3 separate regions of the Mus musculus genome follow, and regions 1 and 2 are each linked to region 3. Evidence: chromatin loops called from intact Hi-C (ENCODE). Cell type or tissue: heart. All regions are shown on one strand.

Region 1 (8,000 bases), 160 kb before region 3:
CAAGAAAATCCTTCATACAGCCTGGCATCCCAAGGAAAACGTCATTGCTGTAGTGACTACAAACAATCTGTATATATTTCAAGACAAAGTGAATTAGGCTGGCATTCTCTGCAGTGGAGCCATTTCCTGCTTAGGGAGATAGTTGAATCTAGCATTCATACCTATAAAAGAGTGGTCCATTGTGGCGCCCCTTTCCAGTGTTTGACAGTGTGCCATTCAACAACACATTTGATAGCCTCATGGAGAAAGCTGTGTGGCTGCATCCCAGGCTGTTTTCCGTGTCTGCTAGCCATTCAGGGAAGGGAGGGAAGGGCACTTTTGATTTAATGATTTCTTGCACCATCTGGCCTGGTGGACTGGAGTGGACTGTGTCAGCATCAATGTACTCCACTTTTTATGCCTTCCATTGTGACGACATCAAACACAGTGAACACTTCAGTCATGCTATGGAATTTGTGTATCCTCATTACTGTATCATTTGTGGGGTACAATCCTCCCCTCTTTTTTAAATTAAATACAGCTCATTCTTAAAAAAAAAAAAAAAGAACACTTGCTGGACTTGCAGAGGACATGGGTTCTGTTCCCATATGGCAGCTCACGAGTGCTTACAACTCCACTTCAGAGGATCCGATGCTTTTAGTACTTGAACACAGTGCACACACACTGCATGCCTAGTGCCTACAGAAGCCAGAAGAGGGCGTCGAATCCCCTTGAACTGGAGTTATAGGTTGTGAGTCTCCACATAAATGCTAGGAAATGAACCCAGTCCTCTGAAACAACAGCCAGTGCTCTTAAGCACAGAGCCAACTCTCCAGGCATTGATCTTGAGCTATACAATGGCTGATTTCAAGTCTAAACTTTCTGTTGGACCATGAATCTCCATTTCACCTTACTACCGTATTTCTTAAAATACGTAGGAATATAATCTCTTAAATTTAAGCCACTGCACTTCATTTTGCAGTGGGTATTCCCAATTTTCAACCTAAAATGTCTTTCTTCTGCCTTGTTAATGTCCAGTCCAAGCTCAAAGCCTACTTCAAACTTTCTCTGCTCCTTGGAGTGTGCATTCCTTTAAGTAGTCCAATTACACTGGTCTTTCTCTGCTCCCTCAACAGTGAGGACTACAAAGTATAACCATTCGTTGTTCCACGACTATTAAGTGTATGCTGGTTTTGTCTCACTAAATAAGATATCCCAAGAGGATCAAGAAAATGCTAAACATATAATTAATATTAAATAAAAGCAAACTTCATGGCTGATACAGTTATGTTCCAAACTGTTAAGTCAGTTTATTAGAAGCTGTGGCCACTAAAAAGCAAACCAACCTCACACAATCTTTACCCTGCCAAATTTAAAGCCTAACAGTTACTAAACAGGATGAAAGTTCTCTTTTTAGCTTCTACCAGTTTATCTACAGTAATGGCCATTTTAGAAATTAAGTGGAGCTGCAACATTCCTTAATCCCCACCTCGGAGAAGCCCTTCCAGGTCAAGGGAAAAGGAAGTGCCAGGGTTTCCTGCCTGTTACAAAAAAAGGCATGTTTCACACAAAGTGAGCCATCTGCTCAGTCTTTTTAACCAACCTGGGGAATAGTAATTGCCTACAAAAAGCCAAAAATATGACATAGAGGACAGACACAAGAATTCTGTCCTTCATTATAAGTTAAAAACTACCAGCAAGCAGGAGGAAGCAAGAAGGGCAAAATGGAAATTTTTTCCCCTCTAAGAGTATGGTTTGTTTTGCTTTTTTTGCTTTCCAAGAAAATCCTCAGGTCACCTTTTAATTTAAATATCAGTATGAATAAGCCAGTGTGCTGTTTATTATATCGAGTTACCTGAAGTGTGCCTCCCCTGACTCTGTGGCATCCTCTGGAAGAGATCATGGTTGTATTCATAATATCTGTAATCTTCTTGTGCACGATCTCCAAGTGGCCGCCTTCTCTGTCCATCAAAAAAGTTATCTGAGAAGAAGTATCGGGAGCCAGAGTCTCCATTCTCAACAGCAAAGTTAACTTCTGTCAAAAATGACTGTGATGAGCCACACTCTCGAGGGACATCTGCTAGGCTCCTGACAAGGTAAGAAGGGGCAGACAGTCTGTGGCTTTCTCTTCTCATTACTTCATGAGGTGTCCTTTGAATTGCAGTTCTCAGGAAACTCTGGTTTCTTGAAACTACACCATCTCCAGAAGCTGAGAAAGCAGTAGCACTTGAATCTGGAAGACAGAGGTCAGTCCGTCTGGGAATTGTTGGACCGTGCCGAATGAATGAAGGCATGAGATCTATAATAAAACAAATATAATCACCATTGCATTAAGTCAGTACACTCGTCTAAAGTTATTTATGTCTACTATCCTGAGATCAAAATATCAAACAAAAGGGCATAAGAAAACAGATTTTAAATTTTAAGACAATACTAGAACTTTAAATGAAGATTATTTTCCCAAGCAAATACATTTATAATCTGCATTAATATGCAGGTGTAAACTCAGCTACAAACGAATGGATGCTGCATATTGCCATACATGATACAATGTCACTAAGCTGAAAGTAACCTAACAAACCAATTCCTTTACCAGCATCATGTATGACTACAGTTTGGTGTTTTCACTTGATTTAAGTATCACCAAGAATCTTTCTTCACAAACACATCTCATTAAAATAAAATTTAAAGAAAAAACCGCAAAGTCAGATTTCCTGTAAAAGACTTTTTTATTGGTAATTTTTTTTTTTTTGTCTTTCTATCAGGAATTACCCGGTTCTAAGCACAATTATCAAAACTAGAAAGCAAGACCTTTCAGTGTGGAAACTGAAAAATAAAGTCATCTACTTCCAAAGATGCACACAAACCCTGGATCTACTGAAAAAGCCTGGAAAGAATTATGGCTCCTTTAAAAGCAGATAACCCAAACCAAGGTCATGGCTGCTGATTTGAATGTGCAAACAGCTTTCATGTTCTTAGAAAGCAACTACCTTTAAAATATGAAACCTGGATATAGAACACATTTTCTGAATTCATTAAATCAATGTCACTAAGGGTGTCAGAAGCTAACACTACAGTAACTTAATATTGGAATAATTAACTGTCGATGACACAAATTCTGTATGGAGTCACTCACTAAAAGACTCAACAAGTGGCATGACTTCAAATGATGCTTAATAAACTTTATTTGCAGCAAAAAGCAAGCTATCACCTAAAAAAAACAGAAAAACAAGCTCTTAAAAATGGTTTCAGTTACTGACACATCCACCCCACCAACTGTGTTGTCTAGCACTCCAACTACTAACAGAACCTGTAAGGCTGGACACATGGTCACAATGGAAAAATATGCTCTCCACCCCTTTCTGCGGGATCTTGGGCAAATACTAGGAACCCCTGTGAGCAGCTTTCCCAATTACAATATGAGGTAATGCTTAATTTAAGTCACACGGTTACTTCCAGTTTCCAAGAAGGAAACTTACACAAGGGGTCCAGCTCCTAGAATGAGAACCAAAGGATTAGCTCTCTGACTACCCAAGAATTTTAAAAAAGGAGAATCAAGGCGTTCAAGTTAAAAACTCAAATATTTTAAACGGAGAAGAAAAGCTACGTACGGGAGGGGACGGAACATATGTCGGAAAGAGGAATAAAGTTAGGAACTTGCCTGGTATGGCTGAAATTATTCTGAATACTTTGCTTTTTTTAATTTTAGGAGCAAAGCCTAATCCAAATACGTTAATGGCTTGTCTACTCTGGGAAATGAAAAGACTCTGGGTAGTGGCTACAAGTATCAGGTTCTTTGCCTCACAAGTCTGTGTCCCGCTGAAGGACTAAGGAATCCAGTCTCTCTCTCGTGTGTGTGTGTGTGTGTGTGTGTGTGTGTGTGTGTGTGTGTGTGTGTGTGTGTGTGTGTGTGTGTGTGTGTTACTTAGGGCGCTGGTAGTGGCTACAAGTATCAAGTCTCTCGTGTGTGTGTGTGTGTGTGTGTGTGTGTGTGTGTGTGTGTGTGTGTGTTACTTAGGACGCTGGTAGTGGCTACAAGTATCAAGTATCAGGTTCTTTGCCTCACAAGTTTGTGTCCCGCTGCAGGACTAAGGAAGGAATCCACTCTCGCGTGTGTGTGTGCGTGTGCGAGTGCGTGAGCCGACGAGTGGCGCTGCGATGGTCGCAAACGCGGGGCCCGGACGTACCCAGCAGAGAGGTGCCCGGGTCGAAGCACTTTTTCCCCAACACCACGGACAGCCATGCATTTCCCAGAGTCGGTCTTCCAGCACCACCCGAGGCTGCGCCGGGTCCCCACCCGCCACCGCCCACGACACTCACTCCGCAGCAGGGGCGACGTCTCCTTCTTCACGTACTTGCCCTGCACCTCGGCCGGCTTAGACACCTCGTTTTTGGTTTTCTTGCGGGACAGCATCCTCGCGGACGACTCCCGCCGCCGCCCCAGCAGCCTCGCTAGGGCCGCGAGCCTGCCGCCCGCCGCCGCCTCCCGGGCCGCCGCCGCCGCCTTCGCCTCGGGTCTCCGCCGCCCGCGCCCGCCCGCAGGCTCCGCCGCATGTTGGCCGCGCTAAGCGCGCCCGCCGCCGCTCAGTCGCAGGGCAGCTCCTCCCGGGAAGTCAGCCGGCTCAACGACGCCGCCCGAGGCCGCCTTGGGACAGGGCCGCGGCCGCCCACCAGGGCCATGGTCCGCCGCCCGGAGCCGCTACCGCTGCGGCCACCGCCTACGTCCGGTAAACTTTCCCCGCGCCGCTGGGAATGCTGGGAAAGCCGACGCGCACGGGCCGCCCCTCCCCCGCCGGGCGCGGACGCGGCTGCGTGCGGCGACTCGCGACGGGCGGGCGGCTAACGGGCCGGGTGTGGCGACCATCGCGGCCCTCAGTGCGGCTGCGCGGGCCGGCTCCCGCCGCTGGGGAGCTGGAGTCCGGGCGGTCCGGAGCCCGCTGGGCGGCGAGCGGCTCTCGCCTTGGACTTGCCTACCGCCCTGCTTCCCGCAACCGCAGCCGCGTGTCCTGGTTGCTGAGGGAAGGCAGCCCTCGGGTGTGCTGGGACCGCGAGGGCTACACCTAGTAACACAGATGACTCTTCTGGTGACAGCGTGACTACTGTAAAAACTGAGTCTCCGTTTCTTCTGTCCTCTTATTATCTCCCCCAACCCTTGGTAGCCCACCCCCTTTTGTGCCCCCCATCCCCATCCGCGCTTTCGGATTAAAAAAGAAGATGGAGTTTCTACAGCTCCTAAGATAAATTTGACGTTAGTGTATTTATTTCATCATTTTAATATGTATTCTTAATAACCACATGCCTTCTCTTGCAGTTAAGTCTTAGAATTTTGAAGCCTTTGAGCACCAGAGTTCAGAACTGGGAGTTTTCTATCTAATATATCAGATTCTACTTTGTTCTCTTTAACTCGCTCAGGTACACAGAATAACTTGGAGAATAAGATTGGGACTCACTCCTCTTGATCAAAGTAAGGCTTTCATAATGAAGAGAATGTGCTTAAAACACAGAAGCAAAACACCAACCTCAGAACAAGACACCAAACTGCTCTTTTTTTTAGCCATGCACAAAGACATTTAATCAGTTGTCTGTCTCCTGTGTTTTTATGAAATGTTTCCTTGTTAAAGGTCCCTATAATCCTATAACAAATATTTTATTGAGCACCCAGCATCCAAGGTGCTGTTTTAGGTGTCTGGGATATAACAACAAAGGTCCTGCGGTTATGGGGAAGAGAGATCACAAAAAATAAAACTAGTAAGCCATAGTATGTAACAGAGTGAGCGCTGAAGGAAGCATAAACAAGAGAGATCCCACAGCTTGGAAAGGGGGTCGGATAATGAAGCCAGTGAGAAGGCAATGCTGGAATTAGCTTGCTATGGTGCTATCTGGAGTGAGGCCTCAGAAGAGCAAATGCAAGTCACTGCAAGTGGTCGTGTTTCTGGCTCATTGTAGGAATAGGAAGAGGGTCACGTAGCTGGAACTGGAACAGAGAAGAGTAGAGGGAAATGAAGTTCCTTGGTAACTGGCCACCCACCTAGGCCTTTGGAGTAGAGGAGAGACGTATTTAATGCGATCACTTTGGATGCTGTGTGAGAGTAGACTGAATGGGGGAGTGGGGTTTCAAAATAAGGGAGGTGATAAAAAAATATTGCTAGCATGCATATGGATAAAGGCAGCAGGACAAGCGCTAAGTGATTGTAGGCATTTTAGAGTTGCAGCAGGGTTTGCTGACAGATTGATTATGGCATAAGAGTAAAAAAAAAAAAAGCTAGAGAAAGGACCCAAGGAGCTGAAGGGGTTTGCAGCCCATAGCAACAATATGAACTAACCAGTACTCTCAGAGCTCCCAGGGACTAAATCACCAACCAAAGATTACTCATGGTGGGACTCATAGCTCCAGCTGCATATGTAGCAGAGGATGGCCTAGTCGGTCATCAATGGGAGGAGAGGCCCTTGGTCCTGTGAAGTTTCTATGCCCCAGTGTAGGGGAATGCCAGGACCAGGAAGCGGGTGTGGGTGGGTTGGTGAGCAGGGGGAGAGAGGAGGGGAGAGGGAGTTTTTGGAAGGCAAACCGGGAAAGGGGATAACATTTGAAATGTAAATATCTAATAAAAAGAAAAAGAGAACAAAGGGTTGCTCCTTGTGTAAACCTTCATTACCCAAACGCAGTTCATAGAGCACGTTGTCTGAGGAGAGGAAGCGCACTCAAGTATTGCTGTGGTTCAGATACAAATGCTAGCTCTAAAGAGTCGGTAGTGCAGATAGAGAACACGCAAGGGTGAAAGAGAAAAGACAATGGGGTTTTCCGTGAAGAATTTGAGGAAGGGAGGTAAAGGAGAAAGAAGTTGCCCTAAAATTCCCAAGGCTGACCTCAGAGGACAGGAAGTGAGGTTGCTGGGATCTTGTTAAGATAGTTCCTTAGACCTGGGCTTTCCAGAGAATGGAGTGAAGTATGCTTTCCACATTCATGAGAGGAAAAGTCATAGGATTTTGTAGCTGGATGGGAGTTCTGAAATCAACTATGTTAAACTCATGAAAAAAACATTACATGTTGTCTTAGATCACCTTCCTGTTTGGTGGCAGAACGACACTAGTCACCTTTCTCATGATTGTGACCATCGTCTGACAAAACGATGTAAAGGAGAAAACCTGGTTTAGAGTTACGAGTTTTAAAGGTTTAGACCATGGTCACCTGGCTTCCTGTTTCTGGGCCAGACGGGGAGGGTCTTCATCATCACGTGAGTTACTGGAAGCAGAGGACCAGGAAGGCATCGTGGACAGGACAGGTTACTTCTGAGAATCTGCCCCCCGCCCCCGGGGTTTCTAGGCCCATCTAAAATTGCTTTAGTGTGACTTTTATTCGCTTCATGTAATTGTCATCTCCAGAGGCTTACTGCCTCGGTCTGCTAACCTAAGCCTAGTTCTGGAAGCTTCTAGCCTCAGTCTAATTTAGGCTTAGAATGTTTTCAGCCTCTGAGACTTGCCACTGAGTAAGCTCACCCTTTCTTGTTCTTACTGAACTCTGGCCGGCTGATTCAACTCAGCTCTTCCGTCGCAAACTCCTCTCCGAGCTGACTGATTCAATCTGGCTTCTCTCTTGGCTTCTGACTTTTTGCTCTGCTTGGCCTCAAACTTAACTTCAGCAATATATACTAATCTTCTGGACCCTTCTCACTGCAGACACCACTTTCAAATATGGGTGCTTCCTTCTACAAACTAACTTTAGCTTCATAGTTTAGAATTAAAGGTGTGTGCTGAGGGCATGTCTGTATTCCAGCCAGAGAGACGAAAGGTGTGGGCTAAGGACTGAGCCACACCACAACTAGAAACAAGTTTTTTTCAATAGATAACATGATCTTGGGGCTCACAGTGTGATCAGATATCCTGTACCACCCACCAGCTGGAGATGAAGAGCAGAGCTAGGTACAGTGAGCAAGCCTGTAAGATGTCTCAGTGCTTGAGGGTGAGGCAGGAGGAACAAGATTTCAAAGTCAGCCTCCGTTGAGCATCCATCCAGGTCAGCCTGC
Region 2 (8,000 bases), 180 kb before region 3:
ACACTGTTCGTTGTCATCTTTATCACATACGTGATTGCTGGTGTGACTGGATTCATTGGTTTGGACATCATAGCTAGCCTGTGCAACATGATCATGGGACTGACGCTTATCACCCTCTGCACCTGGGCATATATCCGCTACTCTGGCGAATATCGAGAGCTGGGTGCTGTAATCGACCAGGTAGCTGCAGCTTTGTGGGACCAGGTGAGAGTACCTTCAGGTTTGCACATGCTGTGTAATTAGTGTTGCATTCACTATTAGAAATATACAGGTGAACATGACTTGGGCCCATTCTTTAAAACTTTACAGTATACCAAGATTTGAGCAACTAACTAAGTCCTACACAACTGCTTTCTAGTTAACATTTTAGTATTTAAAACATACATACATTAACAGCATTTTTACTCTCTGATTCTAAAATATTACCGTGTGAGAAGTTAATAGTGTTAGTAGTGTCTGACAGTCATTTAGCTGTCGTGACCTTGAGTTAAACTTAACTTAGCCCTTGACTAGCACTGGCTTGGTGAGGGGCATATGTGAACCACAATCATTTGGTTATATGTCATTCCCTTTAAGTATCAGATTACTTCAGACTGTAATTGACCTATACTTCTGCACTAAGCTGCAGCATGAGCCAGTGGTCAGCCTCTGACGTAGCTGCCTGTGGGCCAGCTGCTGGCTCTGCTGGTCTAGTTAGCTTCAGCTGAGGGAGTCAGGACCACCATGGCATGGTGGTCAAATAACTAAGGACAGGAAAGACAGTGGGAATATATAAGAAAGAAAGACAGTAACTTACTACTGTCCCAGAGTCTCTTCAGTTACTTAGTGAGAAGTTAGGGAAATTAAAGGAGCCCATACAACTTTATGTTTTAAGCTTTTGACCATTGTGATCTAGAGGTAGCTGACAGTATGCAGTGTGAGGAGCACACCTGTCTGTACTCTGTAATAGAAGGGTAACTAATGAGTTGTGTGCTTTGAGGACTCAAGCTGAAATAACACTGCCTCCCAAACTACTCACTCTCTTGTCAGCGCTCATGCACACAAGGCTAAAGATGGGTTACCTGTGTAAACCTCAACACCTTCCTAGAACACACTGCTAAAACTTATCTGAAATGCAGAATTGGGTTCTTTAAAATATTCTGATAAAATACGGAATCTAAACTTAAAAATCTTCAGGAGTATTTTTTCTTAATGCTTATAATTGATATTGCAAATGAAGTTGAAAATTATGAATTAAGCAAGATATAACATTTTCCTTTTAAAATTCCCTTTGCTACAGGGAAGCACAAATGAGGTAAGCTAACATTTTTTAATTAACAGATATATTATTTGTAAATATGATATTCCTATTTTATAACTGACTAGGTATTAAAGGATATTTTAGAGCATAATCTTAGAAAATATTCTCTAAAATGTAAATTTGGCCGGGCGGTGGTGGCGCACGCCTTTGATCCCAGCACTTGGGAGGCAGGCGGATTTCTGAGTTCGAGGCCAGCCTGGTCTACAAAGTGAGTTCCAGGACAGCCAGGGCTATACAGAGAAACCCTGTCTCGAAAAATAAAAAAATAAAAATAAAATGTAAATTTGTATGAACTTTTAACATATTCCAAATATTATGTAGGACTTAATTTGAACAAAAGTGTCATTAAAGGGTGTTTGATTTTAGTTCTGTGTAGACAAGGTTCATGTTTTCAGCTCAATGTTGTAGTATTTAGTTTCCCCATATTGGTCAAATAGTGGACAAGCAGAAACACAGGAGCAAAGGTTTGGTTGGCTTAGTATGAGAAGAGACCGTGGCAGCGGCCGGCAGGGAGCAGGGAAAGATGGATGCTTGCGCTCAGCACGTTTGCTCCTTTTATTCAGTCTGAGGCCACAGCCCATGGGATAAGTAGTCTTCCCCACACTCGGGGTGGATGTTCTTGACCTAGTTGATCTTTCTGGAAACATCTGTATAATCATACCTAGAGGTGCTTCCATAGTGACTCTAAATCCCGTAAGGCTGACGGTGAAGACCGACCGTCACAGGTATCCCCTGCAGTTCTGCAGTGAAACCAAGCAGGAGTACAATCTGAGTAGATTCCATCAAAGACGTGATTTAGTAAACTAACTTCACTAGAAGAACAAATCAAACTTCAGCTTGTACATAAACCTTGGGCAGGGGAACTTAATACCTGAAGAGAACTGGAATTAAGCTCTGTACACTAGGAGCAGCAGCATGCCAGAACTAGGGTGACACCGTGCTGTACTGACCACGTTTACATATCTGAACATGGCACTAACCATATTTAGTGTTAGGAAAACAGCTATAGGGGCTGGAGAGATGACACAGTGGGTAACAGCATTGGCTCATCTTCCAGAGGTCCTGAGTTCAATTCCCAGCACCCACATGGCAGCTCACAACTGTCTGTAACTGTAGTCCTGTGGGATTCAATGCCGCCTTCTGCTGTGCAGGCATACATGCAGACAAAGCATCCATATATGAAGTACACGAATGAATAAATCCTCTTTAGGGAAACACCTATGCAGAATCACAGAAGGTTTTTGAGAATAGCTAAGTAGATAATAAGCTTTTACCCAGTTCTTCAAAATATTCAAAACTACACACTCCAGAATACATGAGTCGGAATTGGGTGTTCAGTATGTGACAGAGGGATAACTCTTCTACACTAGCTGAGGGGAGAAACAAAGATACTTAGGAGTACCCAAAAATGTGAAATATGTAAATATGTGAATGCATGCTGTAGTGGCACGTGTCTGTAATCCCAGTACTCAGGAGGTGGAGGAAGCAGGATCATAAATTTGAAGCTAACCTGGATCACACAGTGAAACTTGTAAGAAAGGCCCTAAAATTCTTTGGATTCAAACACCTTTAAAGTAATACGAGGGATAATCAGGAGGTCACGTCAGTGGTGAAAGGCTTTTTGAGGTGGTGGCTCTGAATGAGTCTGCGCAGTCAGAACCGAGTAGTGGAGACACTGCCGGGGAGCACACGAAATAAGAGAGCCCAGCTGGGCACGGAGAGGGAGCCTTTAGCTGACCTAGCACACCCGTAACATAGAAAAGTAGCCAGTTCTGGAAGATACATTACAGCAGGAGGTTACAGATCTATGCTGTCTAAAACTGGCAGTACTTCACGGTGAGATGCCCACATATCCGTCTGGGACATGGAAAGCTGCTGGGCTGGGCTATATTCTAGGAGATGTTTAAGATAAAGGAGGTTCGGTCAGAGAGTAAAACCTTGATAAGCTTAACCACCAGCACAGGCCGTGGGCCTGAAACTGTTCTACATTTTAAGATAGTAGGAACTGCTGTTTGTTTTACATGTGTGTGAGTATTCAGCTGCACGTCAAGTCTGTGTACCATGTACATGCAGACCCAGTGGAGGCCAGAAGAGGGCATCAGATCCCTTGGGGTTGGGATTACTGGTTACAGTTAGGAACCATCACGTGGGTGTTAGGAATTGAATCCAACTCCTCTGAAGAGCAGCCAGTGCTCAAACCAGCTAGGCCATCTCTTCAGCCCCCACCAGTCAGTGTTTGAGAGAGTGATGATATAAAGATGTATCAATTTGGGACTGAGAAGAGGGCTCAGTGGGTAAATCACTTGCCACCCAAGGCTGAGGACCTGAGTTCAGATCTACTCAAATGCCAGGTGGATGTGGTGGCCCATCCATAATCCCTCTGCTTAGAAGACATGCGATTCTTGGGGCAAGCTTGGTGGCTAGACTAGCCAAACTGGTGAGAGACTCTGCCTCATATATAATGTGGAGAGCATTAAAGGAAGATGCCCAACAACCTCTGGCCTCCACATACACCCACACACACAAACACATGCATGCACACCGTATACAAAAATGTATTTGAAAAGTATGACTTCAGCATGCTGAATTTTATATAGTACTATAAGCTAAAAAGGAAATGAGACCTGTGTGTCTTCTAACCCTGGTTCTTATATTCTAGGCGTTATACAAGCTTTACAGTGCAGCAGCAACCCACAGACACCTGTGTCACCAAGCTTTCCCTGCACCCAAGTCAGAGCCTACTCAACAACCGGAAAAGAAGAAAATTTAATCTAAAAACATGCAGGTGCATGACCGTTTGTCAGCTAACTATCAAAGCTTTTGTTTCCATGCAAACATGCAAAGTGCTTCCTTTAGAGTGAAACCCAAACACCCGACCGAGGACTCGGACAGTTTACTTCTTTACTCCAGTGTTTAATGAGCAGATGTATGTATGCATGGTTATTTGTCAATGTGCAGTTTCCTCATTTCTGTCTTTAAATATGCTATTATCATTTCAGGTATTTGTAAATTTGAGGATAGATTTGTTCTGCTTGACTTTTCTAAGTTCTACTACTGGGTTATAATTAAATATTGTGTAGTATTACTCTGGGTTTGGATATGCTCATTTGATTTCTATAGAAAATTTAAGTTATTTTACATAGCTATTTGTTAAAGCACAGTATAACTTGGCAGGCTTGATTTTAATCTATATAATATTATACATACCACAGGCTCTTACCTTGAAACATATTTGAGAGCTTAAAAGTTGCTTTACCAAAAACTATACATTGTTTCTTTTATATCTTTATGAATATAGAATGTAAATCTCTTGATCAAAAATGCACAAAAATTGTTTTGTACATGTGTTTGAGTTTCACTGCACTGTATATTTTTTCATTTGGTACACCACAAATGTATTCTTCATAGGTTTATTCTTTTAATATGTGAACTATTAAACTTTACTGTTTCCTAACATTAAACCAAATGCTCACTGGCTCTAGAACTACTTGGGAGGTCTGGTGTGGCATGAAAGGTCTATTCTGCCTCAGTTCAAGGTGCATTTTCTTTCTGATACCATTTCAAGACAAGACTGGGTGCTCAAGGTGGTGTGAGCATACACTATTTCTGATCCCACTTCAAACTTAAATATACATCTTAAATACAAGCTAATTGTATTAGGTACTTTCCAGTTCTTTGATTTTAAAAAAAGTTTATTTACTCCTTAGACAAGATTTTACTATGCAGCTCAAGCTGTCTTTCAACTTGTGATGGCCCTGCCCACCTCCCAAATTAGAAACATGTTGCTACCTGTAGCATCCTTCCAGTTCATGTAAACCAGGGAGTCTATATTTCTTTTTGTGTGTTGGGGAGGGGGGTGTGTGCAGTGGGGGCGGTGGTGGTTCAAGACAGGGTTTCTCCGTGTAGCCCTGGTTGTCCTGGAACTTGCTCTGTAAACCAGGCTGGCCTCGAACTCACAGAAATCCACCTGCCTCTGCCTCCCAAGTGCTGGGATTAAAGGTATGTACTACCACCACCACCTGGCTATAATATATTTCTAATAACTGAAATCTTTAGTGGAATTTTGTTAACGAAACTAAACCCTTTAGAGGAAAATAAATCAGAGGAGAGACTAGTAATGGAAGAATGGTAATGCCTCATCTACCCGGGAGCCCAAGCAGACATTTTTAACTGTCTCAGAAATGGTGAACAGAAAGTAAGAGAGACAGAAGAATGTGTGTAAGCTTACAAGCTGAACAGAAGTTTACACTTCTTTACAGACAGCTGGCCGTATGCGCACTAATTCTCTTCCCCTGATAATGTCCCAGTAGCCATATTTTAGCTTCAGCTTCTCTTTTCATTATAGGCTTGTGGGCCTTCTGAACAGAATGATAAAGCATAACAAGTATAAAGCATCAAACATTAGACTAAATATACCAAAACATGCATTCAAGGACCAGACAGTTTCCACAAAAATATATTTAATAACTTGTTATATAAAATCAAATGCGAAATTTTATCAATAATTCAAAGTCACTTCTAACATGGAGTGCTTATACTTAGGAAAAGAACTAATATATATACATATTCACAACATTTGTAAGCACAACTGAAGAGCTATGAAGCTCAAGAATTCTAGATTTACAGCTGGAAGTTCCATAAGTTTATCTGTAATCAAGTGTTCAGCACTAATTATGAACAACTATTAAACCCAAAGCAAGAAAAATAGGAAGGAATGACAGCCTGTTTCTACACCTTTATGACAAATACTTCTCAAAGATAAAAAAGGCAATATAAAATTTACTTAAGTGACCAAGATTGCTTATTGGATCCCTGATTGTCGTTTTTGGCAACTTAGCCCACCCTGATGGAAGGCAGTATTCTATGTGGTCAGGAAGCCTGTGCTGTGTCTCAGAGCCATGCTAACTGTACTTATGTGCTCTGCCTCAAAGGAAGGAAGCCGTATTAGCAACAGTTGCGCACTAAGAGGCATGTATTTATTATAGTCCTGTATTTCTGAATGTATTCCTCAAAGACTTCATCTTTCTCCTTCAAAGGTGTTCCTTACATTGGGGGTCGGGGGACTGAGGGGGCGGGGGGGAGATGACCACACACGTACAAGCTTGTTACAATAAAGGTTCCAAGTCCTGTTTTGTATTTTGAACTATACCTATGGTAATAGTCAAACCATCTCATTCCAGAAAACACTTGACACCACACGTAGCAACTGATCACAGATGTACTCTCATCCTCTTCTGTTTCCTAAACAAGAAGGGTGTGTCCATAAAAAGTCAGAGAGTGACGGTTTCCTATTTAATGCCTGTTTATGCTGATAATCTCTTCCTGTACTACTTTTTGTCCAGAGTCTCCAGCAGTTTCCTAATACAGCATTTGGTAGCATATGCCATATTGGCTTTTTAAATGATAAAACTTTCTTGGTTCAATAAAAGAAAAAAAATTGATAACAAAATATATGTAAAACTAGAATTTTATACTTCCAAATAGTAAGTTACCTTTATTAACCAAAGAACTTGTTTGCAGTCATTTATCTGAAAATATTTTAAAGCTCTTATAAACTTGGCTTGTGATAAGTTAACTTAAGAACGTCTTGCCATGCTGCTGGGCATACCACTGCTGCCTCTGCTTGCGGTTTTCCAACTCAGTGAGAAGAGCCTGTCTGTAGGCCTCGTACAACTTCACAATCTGCTCCAGTTCCTTCATGAAGAGCAACTTCAGCATTCCCTGGTACGTGTCCAGGTCAGCCAGCTGGAAGAGCTCCCACTTCAGAATGTGGTCATATCTGTAGGAAAACATGTTAATAAGATAAGACAGAAATGTGCATTTACAACAATAAACTGGTCTATTTTTTATAGATATTTTTATTATACATAAAACTCAGCTTCATGTTAAAGTATTTGCGTTAGTAAAACTTGCTACTTAGATATATTTTTCTTGAGCTGGGGCCCTAAGCTGACCTTGAACTTCTGTGTGCAGGATGTCCTCCTGCCTCACACTTCTCAGTGGCTACGAATACAGGCGCATGCGAACACACATAGCTCTGAATACACTATCTCCCCCCTTCCCTCTCTCTAAAATTCATTTCCATTTTTTATGTGTATGAATGCTTGACCTGCATGCATGCCAGTGCACTGTGTACACGCCTGGTGCCTGAGAACGCCAGAGAAGACATCAGATACCCTGGAACTGGAGTTACAGTTTTAAGACACTCTATGGCTCCTAGGATCTGAACCAGGGCCCCCTGCAAGAGCAGCAGCACTCTCTCCAGCCCTATTTATTTTTTAATTGGGGGATTTTTTTTTAGATTAACTTTTATGTATATTGGGTGTTTTGCCCACATTATATGTCTGTGTACCACATGCAAAGACAGAAGAGGGTACTGGATCCCTTAAAACTGGAATCTCAGACAGTGATGAGTGGCCATAAAGACTCTGGGAACTGAACTTGCTCTCTACAACTGAGCCATCTCTCTAGCCACAAATGTGCTGCTTGTTAAGGAAGGGAAAAAACTGTTAAATATTACTTCGGGCTTATTTTAAAAATCAAATGTAATATTAGTCTTGAGTAATACCGTTAATACTGCTTTCAGACTATAGTGGTTCTGTAATTTCCAAAAAGCGCATCCTATGCTCCTTAAAGTTCATACAAAGTTAATGTTGAGAACTTAGAATCCTCGAGAGCATGCCGTGCTCACAAGTGGTCA
Region 3 (8,000 bases):
AAAGATATGACTAGAAAATTAACAACAAATATAAAACTGACACTTCAATATACAAGCCACTGTTCAGCTTTGTCTAAAAAAAAAAACAGAAAAGTTTGCATGCGAAGTTGCATGCGCATTCACCACAGCCCAACCACCAACACAAGAAATGCCAGTCAGCCGGATTAGAAGAAATATTGTCTTATCCATCTGGTCGTTACGTTAGGAATTTTTTAAAAAAATTGACATTTCGAAAGGATCAAAATACACAGCCAAGAATGGAGGGAAAGGAAGGGGCTACAGAAATGTGTCCATTAAGTAAATCTTATGTTGTGGTCTTCATAAGGTCTGTGGAATTTATCTTCTTAAACATCTATAATCTGTGATGATATCCTTCCTCATTTTAAGTAAACATTTGCTTTGACCTTGGCTTCCGTTTGTTCAGCTCTGTATTCTCTGCTTCAACAGGTCTTCCTCTGTGACTGCGTGGTGGCCTCACAGGCCTGAATGCCCAGACTGACCAGAAATGGGGCAAGGCCTGTTCAGACCATGCTGGCCTTGAATTTACAATGATCTGCCGGCCACCCTAGGCTGGGATTAAAGGTGTGTACCATCACACCTAGCTGCTGCTTCTCATCATCATCATCATAGTCGTCGCCGTCCTCCTCCTCCTCCTCCTTCTTCCTCTTCTTTCTTCTTTTATTGTTTTGAGATAGCCCAGGCTAATCTTGAACTCATCTCCTGCCTCAGCCTTCTGAGTGCTGGGGTTACAATATATTAAAAAACAAAAACAAACAACAACAACAACAACAACACTAGCTGTATTTGCAGTCAGTGCTCTTAATCCCTGAGCCATACCTCCAGTCCCCTTTCTAATGTTTTGACTTGCCTCTCAGAATACTTCTTAACATATATAATAATAAATAAAGGATTGCAAAATTACTATTTAATGGACATACGGCTTTCAAAATTATAGTCATTTTGATATGCTAATGCATGCAAATATACCCATGTTGTACAAAACACGATCCATTATCAGGTCCAATTACGAGCATTTTAAATTAATGATGAACAGAAATGATACTTAGAGACATTTGCCACAACTGACATGTGATATGAAAATAGGATACAAAAATCTGTGATTGTTATGAATGCTGAGGTCATAAATATTGATATTACTATCCTATATGAATTTTCTGACATTAATCATGGAAGTATCTAATAGGCTGTAGTGGGGGAATGTAGAAATAAAAATAGGATGTTTCTCCCACTCAAGTTCACAGACCCCTGAGTTCTAGCCAGATGAAGAATGCCTGCTTTAACTGGTCACACAACTCCTTCTTCCACACCTTCAGCCACTGGCCTCACTCCCTGCCTCACATGGAGTCCCACCGGCACCTGAGTCCTCCCTTGCCTGCTCTTCCTCCATTGTTCTCAGTATATCCTGAAGATTCCCCTCCATCCAGAGACTTAAGCTATATCAGGTCTCATTGCTATAGGGATCCCATTTGACATAATGACAGCCATCTTGGTCCTCAGTGTCATTTTGCCCAACAAATGACTTGGCACCCCATCCCAAATTGTATATGGTATCACTAAGATATCATATACATCTTATCATATGATAAGACAGTCATTTGAGCTTGCATGGCTGGCCGGACTGCTCTTATACCGAATTTGGGCATGCTTGCAGCTTTTGAGGAAGCCTGGCTAACACTCCAATGACCATAGGTTTAGATAGGAATGCTTTCTCTTGCTCTGCAGTGCAGGGATCTTGATATGTTGCTTCTGTCTAGGACATGCTTCTGCCCATAAGATCCAGTAGACTGTGCTTTGTGTAGCATGTCCTTCAATCTCATGGATCCCATTGTCTTTGGCATACATTCTGGTACTGCAGGGCTAGGTTTTCCTAACCACAGGTCCTGCCTTGAACCAACAGCATTTCTCTCCCTCTCCATCCATCTTTCCCACCTCTCTTACAACATCTCACTGCTATACTAGTCAGGCCCACCATCCTATCAAAGCCAGGATCTAAAAATCCCAACACCAAGAAATGCCTCGTTTCCCACCCACTGGCTGTCTGCACTGTACCTTAAAAATACTCCCATTGCCAAACAGTAACAGCTCATTGTTTGAATAAAGATAAAACAGTAGGGAAAAAAAAGTAGAAAGTAAAACAAAAACAAAAAAACATGTTCACCCCTTAGTCCCTACAGGTAACTTCTGGTGTTGGGAAGGTTTTAAAATGCAAATGGGAGGGTGGTGATGGCTGGAGAGATGGCTCAGCAGTTAAGAGCACTGACTGCTCTTCCAGAGGTCCTGAGTTCAATTCCCAGCAACCACATAATGGCTCAAAACCATCTGTAATATGATCTGGTGCCCTCTTCTGGTGTTTCTGAAGACAGTAACAGTATAAAAGTGTACTCACATAAAATAAAAAAATATATATTAAAAAAACAAATGAGGGAGGTTTAAGACTGCCAACATCAGAAGAATAAATCATGTCTTGATTTGTCTACAGTAGCAAATTGAAAGAAAATGCTACAGCAAGCGAGTATTTATTTATTTATAGATGGAGGAATAATTAAATGCTTTAAAACAGAATACGCAGGAAGAGCCTGTTTACCAGAGTGGCTGAGAGAGGTGGCTTTGAATATGGTTCTTGGGTCTGAGCTTCCTTCTCATGGAGTAAAATTTTCTCTCACTCCGAAAGATGTACTGGGCTCAATCCATGCCATGAGGCAGCTGGTCCTGATCAAATATGGGCTGGAGGTCCTAGGCTGGACTGGTGGTGTGTGTGTGTGTGTGTGTGTGTGTGTATGTGACAAGATGCTGCTGGATAGGGTGACAAGACTTACCCTCTTGTCTGGGAGTTGAGGAAAGAATTCTGCAGGCTCCCATAACTCTCCCTCCCCTGTCAAACATTATCTTCCGTTCTTCAGGCAAACAAAGGCTTAGGGAAGCCCGGCTTCCTAGGCTGGGCTTTGGAAAGCAGCGGCAGCAGCTGTGTGAGGGGAAATCCAGAGCAGGCCTAGCTAAGTCTAAAAATACAACCCAGCCTGACAGGCACACAAAAGGCCTCTTGTGGGGAGGGGCTCTCCTGCCCTTCTAGATGCTGCATTCTGGGGCCATGTGGAGAGTGATCCCCAATGTCCCTCTAGGGTGTCAATTTTCAGGAGGAGCAGCTTGCTACAGTCTGCCTGTCTTCCATCTGTCTTCCCTACTTGATGTCTGCTCACTTGAGGGTTTAGGGGATTGGCTGTGGGCCCATCTTGTTCTTCAAAAAGTTGAGGGGACCATGAGCATAGTTTTTCATATCTGCGGGAATGAAACGAAGCCTTCTTCGAAGAAGGTGTGGCCCCATCTCTTTCCTCCCAGTAAAGGGAACCGCTGGAGACCCATTTCTCTAACCTTCTGCCTGGGTATCATCCCACGAGGCTCTCCACAAAGGCGGTGCTTGTTGTCCAGTACAGCGCACAGCTGCCGGCCTGGAACGTTTTTCCTCCCCCCGGAACTTCAACTTGGACTGGGCAGGAGGAAGTTTGCAATCTTCAAAATAACCATCTCTGTAACAGAATAGAAAAGAAGGCTTTCTATTAAGACGCACATGCAGAGAGAGAGAGAGAGAGAGAGTAGGGAAATGAACCACTCCAGAGGACATATGCTAGAAGAGTTTGCTCTTTTAATAATAGGTTTTAGACGACTAAGAAAGACACAAAATGATTTTTAACCATGCCAGCTGGTGGTATCTCTTCCCCCAACCTCACCCCCATTCAAACTTTCTGGTTCGAAGATGTCACCTTTGTTTTCTTTTCTCGCCGGCTCACTGCTGCCTCCACGTGTTAGATATAAGAATTACAACAGCGTGTCTATTTTTATACTTGGTCAATTAAATGCTATAGGCTGCCTGCAGTCTGTTAGCCTCTGGGACAATGGAGGGAGAGAAATAAAGCGAGGCCCTAGCTTGTAGGTAGGAGTTGCATGCTCTAGGTGAATTTTGAACATCTTACATTTCAGATGGCTTCGTTATATTGTTCCTTCCCAAGTCACCGTACCTTTGCTGAAGGAATCATTTAATCCTATTGGGGATGAGCACAGTCAGTTCTACTAATGATAGCTTTCCTGCGAGACCGCGGGGCAAACACACTGATGCACATTCAATGTTACCATTCTGTACAAACCCTGTAGTGAGGAAGACTGAATTCTGCACAGTTTACAGAACAAGACAATAACTCACACATCGATTTTAGAATATCTATTAGGAGCTGGAGAGATGGCTCAGCAGTTTAGAATACTTTTCCAGGGACCTGAAGTTAAGCTCCCAGCACCCACGAACTACCTGTAATCCCAGCTCCAGAAGATCTGAGCCTCTGCAGGCTCCTGCACTCTTACAGCATATACACTCAGCGACCTACACACATACACAGAAATAAGAACAGACCGTGAGACCCCATCACCTGGGCATGGTGGCACATGCCTTTCTTTAATCCTAGAACTCAGGAGGCAGAGGCAGGTGGATGTCTGTGAGTTTGAGGATAATCAAGTCTACATAGTAAGTTCGAAATCAACCAAGGATGCATGGTGAGATCGGCTCAAAACAAATTCTGAAAGCACAACTACCTGGTGTTGGCTAGAATACCTAAATACCTTTGCCTTGGTAGAAGCCAGGAGTCTTGAAAGTTTCTGGCAAGCACCAATTGTTTCAATTTCTTGCTCATCTACATACTTTACATGCCTTGCTTCTTGCTTCATAGAAACGGAGGTCTTACAAAATGTCCTGTTGCCCTAAGTGGAACCTGGAAACTGTGCTCTATCCTGACTGATAAAGTGGCATGTTTTCCTAGGCAGAAAGGACGCCCAAGCCTCCTCCTCAGTATCACGGATATGGAGAAAAGAGATGCCCACTCCCAGTGTCCTCCCCAAACCCTCCCACATTGCAGTGACACTACCCACAGTCACAGCCTGACTGATCCTTTCTAATTGCTGGTAACTCATGTTACCACAGATAGCTCTAGGGTGGAAACTCAGCCCTTTTCTCTTACCAAAGCAGTCAATCGATTCTGCTTAAAGGCAGGGCCAAATAGGGTCTCTGTGTACTGGACCAAGGCCATTGTAGGCTCTCTGGCAGGTCAGGTAGGGGTTACAGACCATATCAAGGCCCAGGTCATAATTTGCAGGCTATTTAAACCTCTCAGACCGAACTCTTCCTTTATGTGTAGTTATACTTCAGGTTTTGCACAGATGCAGGCATTCCACACAGGGCAGAGGCTGTGCTAGAGTCTCCCCACAGGAGGAGATTTGGGCTAACTGTCTGGTTGGATATCAAGGCTGGTGAAAATGTCTTGCTTTTATCAGTAACTTGCTGATGCCAGTCACAGAGTTTCCTATTGGCAGTGTCATTGAAGACAAGTCCATTGTTCAGGCCTTCCGTGTTTATAATCATAGGCTTCTTCTACGTACAGCAAACTGGTAGGAAGTATATACATAATCAAGATGGAATTGTCTCCACGAAAGCCTGGGCCTGTAGATTCTAAGCAAGTTCATACTTTTCTGTATTTGCCCAGAGTGTCCATTTCTCTACATGCTCTGAGCAGAAGGTCCTGAAATGAATTCTTGCTAACCTTGCTTGCATCTCTGCCTTTGTCACTGTCCTCTTTGCTGGGTCTAACCTTCTCACCTCTGCATTAACACCAGACAGCTTACACTGTTGGATGGCTCTGTAGAGGAATGGAGGTGGGCCAGAGTTCTGTGAGGGACATTTGGGTCTACAGGATAAATATTGTTTAACTTCTTAGAGGGTCGACCTTATTCAAAGTTGGGACATAGTTCTAGAAAAGCAAGCAATGATGGTATAAGGTGGATTAGTTGGGAGTAAGTTTGGCTATAAGTAGAGAGAAAGAAGAAGAAGAGGAGGAGGGAGAAGAAGAGGAGGAAGAGGAGGAGGAGGAGGAGGAGGAGGAGGAAGAAAACTGGCCAATTCTTGAGAAAAACACCTGAAGTTGACTTTAGTCTTTCACATGAACATGCACAACACATACACACATAACACCATGCATACATGAACTCCCTACCCCCAGCCCATGCATACACGAATGCTCCACTCCCACAAACATATAACCAAGGGTTAACAAAACTTGCTTTATTAATCACCTCACAATGATAGTCAACACTCACCTCTGGGCAATGAGCTGATGTCTGCTAAGTAATTTTGGGTCCTGGGACTCAGACTCTTGGAGAGAGCATTGACCCCTTCTTTTTGACCCTTAGCAACAGGAGAGTGGAAACACCCCTCTAATCCCTACTCCCACATTCTTTTGTCTGAAGAGGGTGGGCTTGCTAGTTATCAGTTTCTAGTTCCCGTTTGGCTGGTGATGAGCCAGAAGAGGCCATGGCTAGACCTCTTGTCCATTTTGGTATTCGTATTTACTAGTGATTAATCTTCCATGTTAGTCTGTAAACTATCATGCTTTAAATGAAGGAGGATTTTCCCAGGAGCCAGAGAGAGAGAGAGAGAGGGAGAGGGAGAGAGAGAGAGAGAGAGAGAGAGAGAGAGAGAGAGAGAGAGAGAGAGAGAGAGAGATCAAATCCAGTCATTAATAAATAATATCAGTGCTGTACCGGGTAGGCTGGAAACAACACTTCAGAGGAGAGCTTTCATATCTATGATCTCACTTCACACTACATATTATTATTATTTTAAAACTCCTCTCTAGGGGCAGGATGCTCCAACGGAGCATCTGGAGGGAAGACAAGGAACACAGCCCCAGGCTGACTGACATCAGGATCCAAGTAGTTCTCCGGGGGTGGGGGGTGGGGAGGGCGTTCCCTGGGCTCTCTTCCTGCTTGTTTAAAAACTAAAGGCAAAGATGAGAGACTGCTCTAATTTCCAGCTGTGCCGGGGCTCACTTACTCCAGCTGTGTGTGTATGTGGTGGGGGGGATGGGCGTGGGGGGAGGGGAGGGGAGTACAGCTACCTTTCTTTCGGAGCTGTCTTTGGTGATGATTTAAAGAAAGGGGAATAGATTCATTCTGCCCTCTGCACCAGTGCCAGGTATCTAGAAGGCTGGGAACCCGATGCGTTTCTGTGTGTGACGCTGTGTGACCGATTGTGCTTGTTTTCTCTATTTTCTTGTCTCCTCCATGGTTTCCTGAGTATGGTTTCATTTTCAGGAATAGATCTCTCCGACCCTCAGAGTCTTATCTAATTCTTTACCTTTCCAGCTAAACTGCCTCCGGGGTAATCAGCTCTGGATTTATTAGATTTTTTTTTAATTAAGTGAATAAAACAAACCCAAACAAAACCTAAAACAAACAAAATAAAGTAGGAGTTAAGAAAAAAAAAAATCCTCTCCGTGGGTGACTTCCTGCTTCCCTGTCAAGGCCTAAAACCAACGATAGGGTTTTCCCCTCCCACGAATCCAGGTGTACACTGCCTTCCCCTGGAGCATCTTTTGTCCCGGCCTCTGTGCGTGCAGATGGGAGGTGGTTGGACAAGGAAGTGTAAGCTCTTCCACCCTGATTACTTATGCAGAAATGAGGAGTGTCTACCTCACAAGAAACGACTGAATTATGCTCTTCTCAAGAACAAGTAGAGGAGGCTCTGTCAGGCTTACAACCAGCACAACCTTCCCACAACCTTTCCACCATAGCCCCGCCCAGTGGCTTCGATGCAGGCTCCTTTCCTGCCAGGTTCTGAGGACCTCTGAGGAGGAGCCCCGCCTTCCCTGCTGTGTTGACTCGGTATAGCCTTTGCTATGTCTTGTATGCAGTGGCTGCTCTGGAAAAGCTGAGTGAACGCAACCCAACTCTCATTTGGTCTTGCTTGGCTTGCAGTTTGCTCTGTGTAAAACTAGAGTAAATTAAATGGTTGTTTATGCAGATCTCTCAGCGTTAGCATTCTATGGGATTCTTTGGAAAGACCTTTTCAGTTATCTTCCATTTCTGAGGCTGTTTCTAGGCAACGGAGTGGTACCTTCCTTTAATCTTCCCCTGACCTTTTCTGCCTATGAAGATGTTGACTA

What was found. Hi-C counts contacts between places; a loop is a spot of excess contacts. Peaks named below come from ENCODE experiments on the same cell type or tissue, not always from the same donor. Only the 100,000 strongest peaks of a DNase experiment are listed, where the experiment ranks them.
Region 1: it touches region 3 in a loop (2.6-fold over the local background); 9 of 42 quality-filtered maps call a loop at or near these places.
Region 2: it touches region 3 in a loop (8-fold over the local background); 11 of 42 quality-filtered maps call a loop at or near these places.

What each region holds. Positions count from the first base shown.
Region 1 is chr12:69,982,375-69,990,374 of GRCm38, forward strand. It overlaps Sav1 (salvador family WW domain containing 1), which reads right to left and starts at 4,628. Exons shown (of 5, transcript NM_022028.2): 1 at 4,300-4,628; 2 at 1,835-2,278. The coding sequence starts at 4,393. It also overlaps the pseudogene Gm19221. In heart, CTCF peaks have their summits at 689 (motif pointing right), 4,679 and 4,913; a DNase peak (open chromatin) is centred at 4,777; H3K4me3 peaks cover 2,671 bases; H3K27ac peaks cover 2,034 bases.
Region 2 is chr12:69,959,269-69,967,268 of GRCm38, forward strand. Atl1 (atlastin GTPase 1) reads left to right here. Exons shown (of 15, transcript NM_178628.5): 13 at 1-204; 14 at 1,280-1,294; 15 at 3,960-4,817. The coding sequence ends at 4,070. Sav1 (salvador family WW domain containing 1) reads right to left here. Exons shown (of 5, transcript NM_022028.2): 5 at 5,744-7,079. The coding sequence ends at 6,872. It also overlaps the pseudogene Gm3086. Among named protein-coding and RNA genes, the nearest start is that of Gm52003, 9.4 kb to the right of the region's middle. In heart, no CTCF peak of the experiment used is centred here; a DNase peak (open chromatin) is centred at 3,403.
Region 3 is chr12:70,141,405-70,149,404 of GRCm38, forward strand. No RefSeq gene overlaps it. Among named protein-coding and RNA genes, the nearest start is that of Abhd12b, 8.7 kb to the right of the region's middle. In heart, a CTCF peak has its summit at 3,827; DNase peaks (open chromatin) are centred at 2,977, 3,437 and 6,767; H3K4me3 peaks cover 1,165 bases; H3K27ac peaks cover 2,170 bases.